Linked DNA regions of Homo sapiens: region 1 is linked to region 2. The links are chromatin loops, found by intact Hi-C in ENCODE. Cell type or tissue: endothelial cell of umbilical vein. All regions are shown on one strand.

Region 1 (8,000 bases), 52 kb before region 2:
AGCAGAGGTTGCCGTAAGCTTAGATTGTGCCACTGCACTCCAACCTGTGCACAGAGTGAGACTCTGTCTCAATTAATTAATTAATTAATTAATTTAATTAAATGGTTGAGTCAAATGTAATTCTCAAATTAGAAAATTAAGTGATTTTTCAAAATATTGAGAACATTTATATAAACAGAGCACTTGGGAGAAACTAATAAATTTGGTTTAGCTATGTTAAGCTAGAAATTAAATCTATAACATGTTGAAATGTTAACATAACCCAATCAATCTTCAGTTTAAAAATAAATATGGGAAGTACAATAGTCAATGAGTAAACAACTAGAGTTGGAAATCCATGTTCTAGACACTGTTAGAAATAGAATGTGAAGATGATACAGAGAGTATAGTGAAGGAGAAAACCACATACATAAGTAATATAAAACAAAAAGAGAAAAGAACTACAATAGCGATATAAGCTACGGGACTTTAGAGATGCATCAGATTCACTCCTCCTGGGGAAACTGGTGAGAATCTAAGATGGGCTCTCAAAGATGGATTAAATGTCAAAGGATAGAGAAGGTGGGAAGGACATTTCCAGTGGAGTAAGCAGTGTCAGCAATTCTGAGTGACGGGCTCTCTAGGAGTAGCAATTAGTTCCAAAGACTGGAGCATAAGGTTCACGAGCAGGGGAGGAGAAAGGATACTAAAATATCAGCCTGGGGAAGTAGGTCGGAGCCAGATAATAGAGGGCCTTAAAGTCTATACCAAGAAGTTTACTTTGTTCAACAGCTAATGGAAAGTCATCAAAAGCTTTCAAACAGGGAGTGACATGTTCTTATGTGACTCATACTCTAATCTCTTATTTCCATAAATGAATATATGAATTTCATAAAATAAATGAAACTGCCTCATATCTCTCCCCATTCACTCTGCTTTTTATGGCAATCTTACCCTTGGGTAAATATTCCTAAATTATTTTGCATTTTTTTATGTTCTATACAATATTTCCAATTAGCCTTTTATCTAACCTGTAACCCTTTTTTTCCTTTCTGGTTGGAACCGAAAATATCATTAATCTCAACCAGGGATATCAACAAAAGAATTCTTCCTCTTTAAGTTTAGTCCTAAAGTCTATTTATGATACTCTACTAGTTTGACCCAGATGCCATTTGTAACTGGATGTGAAAAGAAAGAGGGCTTGCCCTGAATGCTTCGAGCAAGGCTTTCCTTTGGCAAATTCTTATATTATGGCATCTTTGGGTGCCCTGCTTCAAAGAACCCAGTTTCAGAGGAAAATGATCTGAAGAAGTCAAAATGCTTCTATTTCTTTCATAAAGATAGCCCTCCTGCTAAAAAATAAAAGAAATAAAATTTAGACAAAGTCCCCAGAAGTGATAACATCATTTAAAAACCTGTTCCAGTCTCTTTCACCCCATTCTACCAGAGACAGAAACAGAAACAAATGCTAGGAGCCAGACCTCTGAGTTTTCTCTCCAAAGTGGCAACAAAACAACTAACCAGAAAACAGTTTTATTTTATTATATTCTCAGCAATTTTATTCTAATTGTTAGTTAAAATTCTTCCTTTTGTCACATAAATGCATTCCACCATATCTCATCCTCAGTAAAACAAAGAGGGACAGAACCTCTCTTCCTGCCCTGCAATCTTCTGAATTGTATTCCTTTTTAATTCCTAAAGACTGCAAGCCAAAAATAAAATTCTGAAGACTGCTCACCAAAAATAAAATTCTAGACCCCCCAACCATCTGAAAGGACCCCTTCTTTCAGCAAGGGCATCCCAAAGCTAAACTGAAAAACTAGTTCAGGCCATTATAGGAAGGAGAGTCGGACATGCCTCATTCTACCCTCTTCCCTTTTGGAAATACTGATAGAACAGACTTAAAGTCTGATAAGAAACATTTACAATCTATTCCCTCTGAAGCCCGCTACCTGCTGGCTTCACCTGCATGAAAAAACCTTGGTCTCCACAACCCCTTATCTGAACCCAGACATTCCTAAGTGTTTGACCATAACTTAGCTCTTTCAGCCAATTGCCAACCAGAAAATCTTTGAATCTACCCATGACCTGAAAGGCCCCGCTTCCAGTTGTCCTGCCTTTCTGAACTGAGCCAATGTACATCTTACATTTATTTGATTGATGTCTCATGTCTCCTTAATATGTATAAAGCTAAGCTGTACCCTGACCACTTTGGGAACATGTTCTCAGGATCTCCTGAGGGCTGTGTCACAGGCCTTCGGTCACTCATATTTGGCTAAGAGTAAATCTCTTCAAATATTTTACACAGTCTGACTCTTTCCATCAACAAGACTAAGTGTTACATTTCGGCATTTTTCATATGATTAAAGAAATGTAGCCACATAGTATTTTATATTCTGTTCTTGTAGATACCAATACCAATCCATCCCCAAAAGAAAAAGGACCATAGAACACCGGCTTCCCACTTGTCCTTTTCTCCACATGAAATGCATGCTCCACCCTCAAATGCATGCTTACTGCACATGAATTCACTTGCCTCCATTAGTGGTCCTTCTTGGATAGGAGCCATGCTACAGGAACATGGAGGCCAAGGGGAAATGGAGAATCCGCACCTCTTCTAAGGGGAGTAGCTGCTATTCAGCTTAGTTTGGGAATAAGGTCTCAGTGTTGCTTGATCTTTCTATTTTTTTTTAATAAGAGAAGTGGGAATTCAAAAATATACTTATTTTACAAATATTAAAAACTAAAAATTTGAAAATGTTTGTAGGACGTTGTGTGGGCCAACATAGTCATGCTGAGGATCCCAGTCTGTGTACTCTGCACTAAGCTGTGATCTGGACTGAATAAGCAATCCAGAAAGAATGGCTTTCTTTCTCATCCAGGCATCATCAACTGAGCATATCTTTTTCTCCATCTTAAGGGGAAGATATCCTGATATTAGTATTAATAACATGGAAGAACCTGCTGTGGTTCTCTAGAAGTTTATTTGGTTTTTTTCTTTGGACTTCAAGATTCCACCTGGTTTCTGCTCTGAGATGGCATTTAGATACCTTAAGACCAAATATTATACTAGTATTGTCTTTTCTGCAGTTTCTTCAGTGCTATTTTTCCTGGACTTGGTGACATGGCAACTAAAGGAAGGGAAACCATCATTAAGCAGGTTTTAAGTCCTAATAGTCTGTTGTCCTTGCTTTCATCTAGGATTCCTATTTCTTTTATAAATTCTGTTCCCCTCCTCCCCTGAACTGCACCTCACAGGGCCTTCCTACCCCTTCATTTTTGCTCTGAAAAGAGATAAAGTGCTTCCTTGATGTCAGCAAAAGTAGAATAAAAATATCCTCAGGAAGCCTTACTAATTCGAGATACCTGAAATAATTTCTTACCTGTGTCTCCTAAGATCCCCAAAAACCCTGTTTCCCTTGGCAAAAAAAGAAAAAAGAAAAAAGAAAAAAAAACTTACACTGAGTCATATCCTACCGATCAAAAAGTTTGCTCCTGGAAGTGAATTAGGCAGCTTCCAAAAGTGAAGTAGCCTTTTCATCTGCATCATCCACCTTCAGTGGACTTTTCCCAGGGCAGCACATGTCCATAGCAGCAGACGCTCTGTAGGAGAGGAGACACTGGGTGTGTTCTGCTGCTTGACAAGCCATAATCCCATCTCGCCAGTTATAAGCAGGCATGGGCTTCTAGATGGTCTTCACGAAAATGTGCAGGAAATCCGGCATGATACCTAAGCTGTCACAAAGTCAGACACAAAGCTGTCACCGGAATGAAGAATAAACACTGACCATTACTTAGTAACTGCAAAGCATTTTTTGTTCTTTGTGCTTTTATGACAGTCTGGATTGATTTAAATTAGCCTTTCAGGACCTGTGTTCTCTGGCCCTGGTCTGTATCAGGTCACAGCTGCATTGAGTCATTTCCTCTCCAACTCTCTGTGAGATCTTCCCTTCAAAGCCTTGCAGGCCCTGGGTCACTCATGCAATGTGAATTATCTCGGCTCCCAAATGAATTTTTCTCGACTCCAAGACATACTCTTTACGGTGGTCTGATCATCAGGGCCTTTCTTTTGACCTGATTTCCTGTTCTCTACTTTTGCTTCCTTCACCTCTATAATCTGGTGGTTCCTGTCCATCTGGATTGGCTTCCCCTCTTGGCCTGCTTTAGAGACATCAGATTTGCTCAATTACTCCAGGCTCACCCCACTTCCTAAAGCAGAGCCCCCTTCTCCACTTTCTACTATTCACACCTTGGCATGTCATGGTCAAATCCAGGGGTTTGAAGACAATGCCATTTGGGGTCTGAAAGCTGACACCTGGCAGGCCGCAATTCTCTCTTGGCTGATATCCAAAGGATGCATCTGTCTTCTTGATCTAGTTTTTGCTTTTTAATAGTCCCCTTGCCTATCCTACTATCCTCTCCTGAAATCACTCTCATATTATTTTCTTATTTTAGATAATAGAAGATTTGCCTCTTTACTTGTAAATGTCTTTCTTTCTCAGTTCAGGCATTAACTCGTCATTTTGTTTTCTCCATTTTGAGAGTAAGATATCCTGATATTAATATTAATAACATGGAAGGACCTGCTACGGTTCTCTAGATTTTTATTTGATTTTCTTCTCTTGATTCCAATATTCAGCCTGATTTTCACTCTGAGATGGCATTTGGATAACTTCAGATGTTGTTTCCCAACAGGGAATACAAAGACTTCACAGGGACGGTCCTTGTTGGCTGCCGCTCTTACTAGGAGCCAGCCAGGTACCCTGTGCCCTTTCTTTTAGCTCATCGTTGGGCAGAGATTGGGCTCAGGGCTTGGTCTTGGGTTCTAAATCCCGACACTACCGTGGTGGCTCTATATAGCCTTGGTCAGTTTCCTCTTCAAGCTTCAGTTTATTCCTTCTAAAATGGGGATGATAATCCTAGGTACCTCATAGGGTTGTCATGAAGACTAAAGAAATGATATGTGTAAGGGATTTAGCGTAGAGACTGGCACATACTACATGATCCGTAATCACTATTTTTATTGTTATCCCCTTCACCTTTCAGGATCAGAACACAACATGATGCTTATCTGTGTTGGATGATATATGGTTCCCATCAGTAACGGCTGAACTGTGAATATTGATGCTTCCGATTTTACAACTGTTTCTTCTCCCCTTTCCTTAGAATCAAGGCATTTCCAAAGGTTCATCCACCACACACAGGAATCTGTTCTTCCTCTTAACAACTTTGTTTACAGGTCAATTGAAATAGCCAAAAGCTGATCTATGGCATATTTTAAAAGTTAGTTAGGAAGAAGTGCCATAAAATCTACGTTAGGCCCTTTATCCATCGGGGGGAGCGCTATTGCCCTGTGGAGTGAAAGCTGGTTTTGTTCACAGACAGTGGGCTCACACCAGATAGGGGCTGGGAGCTGTGGTCAACTGCACCAATGAAAAGATTCTTATGCTAATATTTTCCTTCCAAATGCATCCTGGAACTGGTCAAGACGTACCTCACCAAAGCCACTTTTTCCTCCTTTCTGCCCATGCCTGCCTCAGGAAATAGGTGAGTCAGGTTTTACTTGAGGAAGTGTTTGTTGTATTTCTGATTTTTCATGCCATTTTTTACATAGTTCTATATATTCAAACAAACAGAAAATCACAATAAGCTCTATCAGTAATTATTATTGGTGGATTTACTATTTGTAAGAAATATTAAAGCCATATGTTGAGACTTCTCCAGAGAGAAGTAACGGTAATTATCTTTACCATTTTATCTCTCTTTTCCAGAGAGATAAACATGGTATCTTACAAACTGCAAATAATCTCCAGAGAGATTATTTGGTATCGTAAGATACCATGTTTAAGCCATTTCATCAATATGAAATATAAACCTTAGGCAGTATTTAACCACAAAATAAATAAGCTTTTTAACTTTTAAGAAGTGGTCAGCTATATCTAGCTATGAATGAACAGATGAGTATATAATGAAAACAAATCACACTGCTTACAACATTCATGTATCTATTTCTGAAACACATTACAAATCTCCACTAAGAGCAGAGTACAGTTGAAAGAGATTCTCAGAGCATCACCACACTAGAGAGGTAGACGTGTGCAAAATCAGCCAAGGATAGAAGGAAAGAGGGTGTGGTACACAAGGAAGGAACCAAGTGAAGACAGAGAGGCAGGCAGCTGACCTCCATGTACTAAATTGCATCCCTAGGGGGGAGGCTGAACGAGGCCTCATTAAAATGCATAATCTCAGCAGTTCAGTTAAACAGATGAGAGCCTAGACAGGAGATGATCACTAAGACAGGGCCTCCATGACCCATGGGTAAGAGCCTCTTCTTAGATCTCATGTACTACGGAGAGAAAGCAACACCCAATTCTGGAGTTCCTCTTCCTTCCACATGCCTGTGAAGATTCAGACTCTTGTTGTAAGCCTCTAAACTCTTGCTGATTCTGTGTAGAGACCTAGTTCCAAATACATAGTTGATTCTCTGATTTCATCCAAGTTGTTGGTGCTGCTGTAATACTGCCTCCGTTGGCTGCTGGCAGCCTCCTAGTTCCAAACACATAATTGATTCTCTGGTTTCATCCAAGCTGTGATGCTCATGCCTGCAATATTACCTCCACTGGCCAGTGACAGCCTCCTGCCCATCCTCTGAGACTCAGCCCAGGGGTCATCTCCTTTGGCCTCTCCTTCTCTTTGCCCTGACCTCAGGTTCAGGGGCCCCTCATTCCACCTCTATGTCTCCCTGAGCTCCTTCTCTCATCTCCCGTGTTGTATACCTGTTATCTGTGTATTTGGGAGTGACATTCAAGATCTTTAACAACTGGAACAGCGCTGGCAGAGCCCTATCAGAACATAAGCCGGCTGTATCATACCAGTGCCAAACGGCCACCTGTCGGCCTGGGGTAAGGTGACTTTCACCCACAAGACAGTGAACTCTTTAAAAATAGGGCTGTGTTTTATTCATTGATATATCACCAGTGCCCAGAACATAGGAGATGTTTAATAAATGTTTGCGGATTGCTTGAAAAGTCTAAGGTTGACAAAGACAAGGCAAGGAGACACGGTAGCTTCCACCAGTTGTCTTCATATTTAATGCCCATACTTAAACCTCACTCTAGTTTCGTGTATCTGCATGATAGTCAAACTAGGCAAAATGTAAAAGAAAAAGAATATTCTGGGCTTCCATGAGTGAACCTTGAAGGGCCCTAAAGGTTTAGGTAATTAATTAAACATTTGTAAATTCTGGTCAGTTACAAAGTCTGTTACCTCCAAGAACAGTACTCCCTACTCACAGCTTCCAGAGCCCAGTATTTGTAAACCCATCTTTCTATGTTTTACTCAACACAAATTCTTACTACTTTTTAAAAATTTAACCAACTCAACAGATGACATTTTTAATGGCTGTTGAATTGTGATAAGCACCTCTTGCATTATTGAGAGTTAATTAGAAGAGCATAAGCTTATTTTAAGAATACATAACTGATGAAATTTGCTCCTGGGACACCGGAATTAAAGCAGGCTAGACAGTCTCTAGCAAAATCACACATCAGCCACACTCTCAAGGCATCAGTTATGCTGTGTGGACTCAGTACCAAATATCCCTTAGTTGAAGGTGATTCTAAGGACAGCACTCTAGTAAGTGTAGGATCTAAGGCTGCACTTGGTACTATGTGGGCTCCTCCACTAACATTTCCACCAACTTGGCTTTGTTTTATATTCCAGACCGGAGCATTCATAAATGGGGACTTGTGCTAAATACAATGTGTATTTCATTTTTTCCATTTTGTAAAATGTGCATGTAGTTTGTTATGGGATTTTAAAAAATTCCCAGAAGCACCATCCTATAGCAATAAAATGTTGTTTTAATCAAAAGCTTGGTTGTACTACATAACAAGGAAGTTCATAAAACCATTCAGTGTGAAGGTTTTTAACACTGTTGAAGAAGGAATTTTGCAGTTACAGAAAAGATTAAAGGAAAGGACTGTTTTGGTGAGCCCTAAAGCAAAACCATGGATCTTGTG
Region 2 (8,000 bases):
CACTTAATAGCTCTCTATATACCAGGCACTGTTCTAAGCATTTTAGATACACTGACTCATTTCAGGATGATACCAACTCTATGAGGTGTTGCTATCTCGATTTTATAGAGGAGGAAATTGGGGCTCAAAGAGGTCAAGCAATTTGCACATAAATCTCTCAGCAGTAACTGGTAGCACCAGGATTCAAATTTGGGTAGTTTGGCTCCAGAGTTTGGCCTCCTAACCATCATGCCACACTGGCTGCAAGACCTAGGGTAAAAGGGTCTTGGGAAAACTCAACAGATTACCCTTTATGGTAGAAAGAGCAATGATAATAAAGTTAAAAATCAGTGGTAACCCAGAATAGCTGAGTGATGTGGAGCAAAATACTTAACCCTCTTCACTTCAGGTTTTTTATTTATAAAATAGGGAAAACTAAACTAACTCACAGGATAAACGTGAGGATTAAATAAGAGCAAATAAGTATAAGAGAAAGGCATATTAGTTAGGAATTGTATTCCATTGCTTAATAACAGATGCTAGAAATGAGAGATGTTTCAACAAGATAAAAATTTCTTCAGCTCACACATATTTTTAAAATGTCCAGAGGTAGGCAGTCCTAGGCAGCTATAGCTCTACAGTGTCATTAGGGATCCAGATACCTATCTTTCTCTACAATTCTGATTAATAGCGCATGGCTGCACCCTCAAAGTTGCCTTATGATCCAAAATGGCTGCAGCAACTCCAACCATTATGTCTGCTTTCCAGGAGAAATAGGGAGAAGGAGTTAAGGAATAGAAAAAGTCTGGATTAGCTGATGTCCTCCCCTTTACAGCACTTTCCCAGAACCTTACCCAACAACTGTATACATTTTATTAATTAGAACTACATCACATGACCACTTCTAGCAGCAAAGGAAGCTGGGACATATGGCCTCATTACTGAGCATACAGCCATCAGAATGAAATCAGGGTCTGTACTAAATGAAAAGGGGATATGGATATTGGTTAGGCAACAAGCAGTCTCTGGCCATAGAAGGAAACTAAATTTCATTGAGCATCAACTCCCCGCCAGACACTTCACATAGATTTTCTCATTTGACCCTTGTAGCAATCAAGAAAGATTTAAATGTTGTTACTACATTTATACAGAAAGAAATGGGATCGAAGAGAATAAGCAACACCATTCTTCATACAGGGAAACAGATTTAAAACAGATCTAACTTCAAAACTTGAACTCTATCCATAACATCATTCAGCCTCCAAAGTTTCCTCTAAGGAAAAGTATTTTGTAAAAGTTCAAGCATCATGTGCCACGTATACCTTTAAGACTTCTGTTGTATTAATACTTGAAATTATGTCTCAGTTACTTCCCTGGAGAAAGCAACGAACTCGCTTCAATTATTTTGTAAAAATAGAAATAAAACTGCGTATCATTTCAGTTGGTAGAAGAGGAACAGTCACTGAACATATATATATCCTGGTTACTGATGTGTCCACGTTTTGAAAGCATTTCCTGGCCTTCCTCTCCAACAGTCAGGATAAACAGTCAGTAAAGGTCATTCTGCAGAAGGCCGACTGTCACCCTGAGTAATATCTATCCCTCGTGTTTCAACCCCTTTTCCTGCAGCCACAGATTGTTTATATTAAAAAGAGAAGATGATCTTTATGTTTTCTCTCTTCTTGACTCATTTTGAAAGGAGGTATGGCAGAGAACATAGAGGAATTGCATCCAAATCCTATAGCTACATTTGCATCCTGGGTCCATTCCAGAAATCTGAGTGTTAAGAGAGTGAGGAGGTGCAAAGCAAGGAAGGAAACAGAAATGCTTGAACCCCCATAAACAGGCTCTTCAGCATTGTGTTTATTCTCCTTCCTCCAGTTCATTTTCCTGCCCTAAGGAGAAGACAATCCTGATTTGCAAAAACTAGGAATAAATTGTTGTCTTTGCACTTTTTTTCTACAATGTGACCCTCGGTGCATATAGACACACACCTGGATTATAACAGGCCTTGCTTTGCAGGGCCCTTTGAATGGCAGATACAGAGGCTGAGCATTCAGGCACCCAACATATTATGACTTCTACGGCCTTTTCAAGTGACCCAGAATACTTGCTCCCCCCAGCCCCCACCAGCAACATTTCTTTTGGAAGACCAAGTCATTTATGCCACTTCCAAGATACCACAAATTACCTATGAGTATTCTTTCCTGAGAGCTGGTTTTGATTTGATAGAAAAGAGAAAATGGAAACAGCACAATGGGGACAACACAAGGGTGGGAAAAGACAGCCTGGTGGCTTCAAGATGAACTTTCTTACCTTACAAGTTTTTCTAATGGATTAATGTAGCAAAAAAAAATTTATACACTTCACACAGCTTCTCTGAAGGGAAGAGACTTTTGATGGCTTAAGAAAATGGCACAAAAAAGACTGGGGGAGATGAGGTATTTTCAAAGTACAGAATGCATAAGGGTGGTGGGGGGTAAAGGTGGCAGATGAGACATGAGAGAATAGGCATCTGACAATTGAGAAGAAGAAACTTTTGGGAGTCAAGAGGGAGAATCGAAAGGAGGCCTAAGGCTCCCCATCCACCTGCTACACAGCATCTCCTAGACCTGGCACTAAATCACAGCTTTTCCAAAGGGTGAATTTGTACTAGGGGCTACCTGGACTTCTAGCAGTGAGATGAGGGCAAAATTTAACACAAGGAAATACAGGAGGGAGTCATTTCAGGTCGGTAACATAGAGGAAATAGATTGGTTGGACTCGTTCCACCTACATTGGAGGCTCATCAGTGGGGTTTGTGTGTTTTCTACAGCAGGTGAGAGCCAGCCCTGAAAGATGATGGGAAGTCAGAGTGGAAAGACCTAACAATAGTGTTCTACAAATGTATCAAAGCTACAAAGGAACAGTATTCTCAATGTACCTTTGATATATTTCAGTGCTGTCCTAAGACCCAGGTAAGAGGGGTCCTGCCTTAGATACCCAACTGTGCCTATGACCAGTTTATATCAGTCAAGGAGCCTGCACAGCCAAGGTGAATCACATCCCCCTTTGATACCACTCTCTGGGTCCTGAAGACTCTGGAGTTTCTTGCCCAAACATCCCAAGCCTGCTTCCAGGTCTTATGTGGGCTTCCTCCCAGATGTGACCTCTTAAGAATAAACTGCACAGCTGGTGTATGCCACTTAACCCCAAGAGGCAGCTGTTTGGAGGAGGAGTGGATAGAACTGGAATGTGGGCACACAAGGCCCATTCAGGTATTGATTGGAGTTGATTCCAAGAAGGGAAATGAATGGGTCAGGTCGGAGATGCATTCTCCCACACTACACCATTGTAGTACTCCATAGAGATTTTGAGAAGTCACAATTTTAATCAGACTTTCCAGTTTATTACTAAGATATGTTTATAGTTTATTTAACATCTTTCAGCCTGACTTACAAATTTCAATATTTAGACATAGGGTACATAGGCTTCCATTTGAACTCTTTCCCTAGACCTCTCAAATTTGAAGATGGGTCCACTGTGTTTCACTAAAATCTCTCCACTCCACGATGAGGAGATCACTAGACCCAAAGGCAGGATATAGAGGGTTCTGTCTAGGTTCTGTCACTAGCAATCAGTGTGCCTGGCGGTGCCATGTGAACTCCCTCGCTTCAGAGTCCCCTTAAGGCTATTGGGCTAGAAGTTTCAGTAAGTTCCTCAGTGAACAAGGAAATCTAGGGCATAATTCACCAACAGGGAAATGGAGCAAGGAAGGGTTTTTCCAACTTTAAGGTACAACCAGAATGAATGCAGAAATAATTCCAATATCCTGCTTTTGTGCTGTACCTTTTCCATTGAGAGAACTGTTTTGAACCAAGGTCTGAATCATAAGAAGGAAATACTCCCACAGACCTACAGCTATGGAAATTCTTGCACTCCTCGACCCACATGATCACATTTTTCTGTGATTAGTACAAGGTTTCTCAGATAGGTGTTGTTTGCATTATAGAAATGCTTCCAAAATCAATAAGAAGTATTATACCTTATCTCTCTCCAGATGGGAAAAACAATAAAGAATGTTGTAAACCGTGCCTGGGAGGCTGAGAAGTGCATACATTCATGTCAAATACAAAGTGACCACAGCCCAGGACATAGCATTCATCAGACCTCACTGTAGAAGCCAGTTCTTTCAGAGGAACCAGCCCAGAGAAACCACATTACAGAAAGATAAGACTAAGAAATGATTTTGTTTTCCTTGCCACATGTTCTACTCCAAATAGGAAAGAACATCAGAGAGCTAAGATCCCATTAAAATTTATGGGAGTCTATGGTTTCCATGGGAGAACAAGCTTGATTTTATTTGAGTTATACTATAAATCTCTCATCTTTAAGTTGGAAGAAGTGCATAGAACAGAATATGGCAGAGAAGCCACAGCCCAAAGTGTAGACATAAATTATATCAAATGAGGACAAAAGGTAACTACTTGGGTGGCACAACATGTAGGGTGGTGTTATAGTCCGTAGAAATCGAAGACACTTAACTCATTGCAATAGGCATGGTCCAGACTATAATGATGGCATTAGGAATAGAAGGATGAAATGTAATGCGAGAGGGGAAAAGTCAGTGTTGTATTTGGGAAAAGAAAAAGGATGAAAAAATAATTATAAACAATGACCTTGAGTAAGTGGAAGAATGATGCCACCAACAGAAATGAAGAAGTCTGAGAGGGACCAGGAGAAATCCATTTAGACATAAGTTTGAGGTGGCAACTGGGCATCAAAGTGGAGCTGTCGGGTAGACATCTGCAAATTTGAGGCTGAAGCTGAGAAAAGAGAACATAGTTTGAGCTGTGGATTGGGAGTCATTCAAAATTTATGTCAGAGATGAAGCCACAAAAGCAACGATATGCTAAAAGGAAAAAGTTAGTAGAGCCTAAAGAACTATGGGTTAAGAACACTGTTATGGAGTGGAAACAATAAAATGGAGCCAGAAGAAACAAAAAAAAAAGAGAACGAGAGAGAAAAAATGGTACCTGGAGAGCTAGGAAGAAGAAGAGAACCAGATCAGGACAGTTATGGAGAAGAAAATTTCAAGAACAAGAGTGCAGCCAGATTTAGGTTAAGGAGAAAGAAACCTGAGAAAGTATATGGGCATCATTTAGAGGGAAAGTCAGAGCTAATACCAGGATGACACATTGAGAATAAGAGAAGAGAAATTATCAATAGCAAGCATGCACTACTCTTTTGAGAAGTTTGGCACGTCTCAAAAAAAAAGGAATAACAGCAAGGGATAAGCAGCAGGGGTTACATGAGTATGATTTTAAGGAGAAGGGAACACCAACCAAGTACCTAGCATACAGAGGTGGTGGGTCACTGAGGCCATTCTTACTCCAGGAATACCTGAATGAATGGGTTACACCACAGTCACTGGGCAAGTGCCAAATGACCCCCATCGTAGTCCAATCCTGCTTCTCTGCTGTCAGAGCTGATTAGACTTGAGTGTCTGGAATGTGCCTGGATTTTCTCAGAGAAAGGAGCAATAGAAACACAAGACATTGTGATAAGCCACACATGCATATGAAACAAAAGTTGGCCAGAGCGATTCCAAAGGTAAAGGTTGATCTTTATGGGAAATGACTCAAATGTCCCCATGGACCTATTAAAATAGGGATTTCACAGACTTGAGTACAATAGGCTATCAATATGGATTTGAGACACAGGAAATTTAATTGTGACCGCAGCTCTGCCATTTTCTTTGGGTGACTCAGGACAAGCTCCTCAACTTCTGAGTTCTAATTTTCTTAACAGAAAAAATAAATAATACCTCCCTGACCTATCATACAGTGTGTTGGGAGATAAAGATACTTTAGAAATTACAGAGGTCTCCACAAATGGGTATTTTGCTTCTTTTGTGGTACTATTGAAACAAATAAAATTGTATCGTTAATGGTTTCATAAACTTGAAACATATGTTGTAAGCCTTCTGTATCATCAAAAAGTTCCATCAAAGTTGTGTTAAAGTCTACCATCTGAAACCTTTAAGGTGGGTCGGGGGGAAGGATTTACCTAAAAGCAAGCTGATGGGTTGTGAGTCTCTCTACCCTTAAGACTGGTGATGCAAAGTTTTTTTGTAAGTATTTCTCTCAAAGTCTTACTTTCAGGGGCTTCCGTGAAAGTAAAGGAAATCAGAGTTCTTCTTACTGATTAGGGACTTTAAAATGTTTTAGGTTTTGTTTCAAACTATTGGAAAAAGTGATTTTTCATTTCATATTTTTTGTGGCTAGTGAATTGACCATCAGGGGACTAATTCAATTCAGCTGTTGTGTTTTATGCGTTCATTTGAATTTCCCAACTGAATTATAGCTGCTTAATTCAGGTTTTTTCCATTTAAATGTTGGTCTTATAATACATTTCCATACAAAACAATCTGGTCTCTTTATGGGAGCATTTTGGTGGCCAAACATAGAAAAATAAAAAGTTTTTAAGTTCAAAGAATTGGTAGTTTTTGTTTCTACAAAAGAGAAAGAGAAAGATGGAGAAATTAGATAGGGTTCAGGTAGGACTAAATACCTAGATGTGAAGACTAAAAGTATGAACTGATTCTTAAAATTTTAAGTAGAGAATAGTTAAGATTGAAAAGAAATAATGAGTTTTCTTCAAATATAAGGAGGGCCTCATTTCTAATAGAATATCAGTGATATTTCTATTCAGTTAAGGACCAAATATATGTCTCAGTGCTTTGGCAATGTCAAGAACAGAGAAGGTTTTCAATGAATATATGCCAAATGAGAGCATTTTTTAAGTGCCCTAAATTAAACCATAAGGAACTGAAGTTATATATGAAGAATAATTCCCTGAATGGAATGGCAAAGCTACCACAGGGTGGCGTGAATCTCTGGGACATACTACGGTGTCCAGGTACCTCACTGGGCAGTTAAGTATTAGGCTGTATTCTTAACTCCTTAAGAATGGTTTGCTTGCAGTTCTTCCTAAAGATAAAACATTTCTAGACAACCTTCCCAGACCATTCATTTCTGGGATTCCATAAAGAATCTGAAATTGAAGGTGAAGGAGATTAGGGAAAGTGAAGCAATTGAGCCAAAAGGATATTCTTCCCATAGAGAATGCTTTGGTTCATAAACCTACCTTTTTAGGTGAGTTGGGATGCTTTGAACAAATTTTTTTAAAAGTGCCTTCAAAATTCAAAATTCAGTAGCATTGTGAGGCTTGGTATAAGGCCCCATTTGCTTCACTGGACAGAGAAAGGACTGTAAGTCTTCTGTATTTAACCTTCTTCTCTACGATATACCTCAGCTAGCTATCAGATGCACTTATTGAGTCTCTACTATGTGTAAATTACTTGCATATTATTCTCAAAATAACTCTGCAGAATTCATAAATGCAGGTAATTTACTTCAGAATATCTAGGTATTAACTAGCAGAATCTGGATTTATATCCAAATATGCCTGGTTCATGGTTCATGTTAAGCACCTCTTCATTAGTATGGCTATTTCTATATGACAAGAAAATCAAAGAAGATGGTTTGCTATCACTTCTTCCTGCTCCTTCCACATGAAAGGAGAAAACTGTACTTCAAGTGATTCCCTCGGTCTGTGGGTGATTGAGTCAGCCCTCTGTAAGCTGGACTGTGATCTCAATGGCCAGTATTGCAAAGCCCCACACACCACTGACACAAAGAGTTAAGAGGGCCTCCTCCCTCTGGCAACAACAGTCCAGACCAGTCCCAAATAAAGGGTCATCGCCTCCTAATCTGGTCATTTTGCTCCACAAAGTGTTTACTTCTGGCCCCATGGATAGCCAACGTTTCTATTGGAGCCTTCATAGGATGACCTCACAATTGTGTTTGCTAAGTCTGGATGTATTTGCCGCCTGATATTCCACCTTTGTCCATATGCCTGGAGGCTTCAGCAGTAGGAGGAATTTACAAATCTAATAAATAATTATATGCAATATTTACTGAGGCCCATTCCTATTACGTCAGGTCCCATTAAAATCTAGAGGGAAAAAGTGCTGATTC

What was found. Peaks named below come from ENCODE experiments on the same cell type or tissue, not always from the same donor. Only the 100,000 strongest peaks of a DNase experiment are listed, where the experiment ranks them.
Region 1: a loop joins it to region 2, with 5 times the contacts of the local background. A loop is called at or near these places in 7 of 110 quality-filtered maps.

Annotation. Positions count from the first base shown.
Region 1 is chr5:57,484,368-57,492,367 of GRCh38, reverse strand. All of the region lies in intron 1 of RMEL3 (enriched in melanoma 3), which reads right to left. Among named protein-coding and RNA genes, the nearest start is that of ACTBL2, 5.6 kb to the right of the region's middle. In endothelial cell of umbilical vein, no CTCF peak of the experiment used is centred here; a DNase peak (open chromatin) is centred at 3,857; H3K27ac peaks cover 2,461 bases.
Region 2 is chr5:57,431,916-57,439,915 of GRCh38, reverse strand. The region is part of intron 1 of RMEL3 (enriched in melanoma 3); the gene reads right to left. Among named protein-coding and RNA genes, the nearest start is that of RMEL3, 41 kb to the right of the region's middle. In endothelial cell of umbilical vein, no CTCF peak of the experiment used is centred here; DNase peaks (open chromatin) are centred at 1,525, 3,165, 3,975 and 5,565; H3K27ac peaks cover 6,228 bases.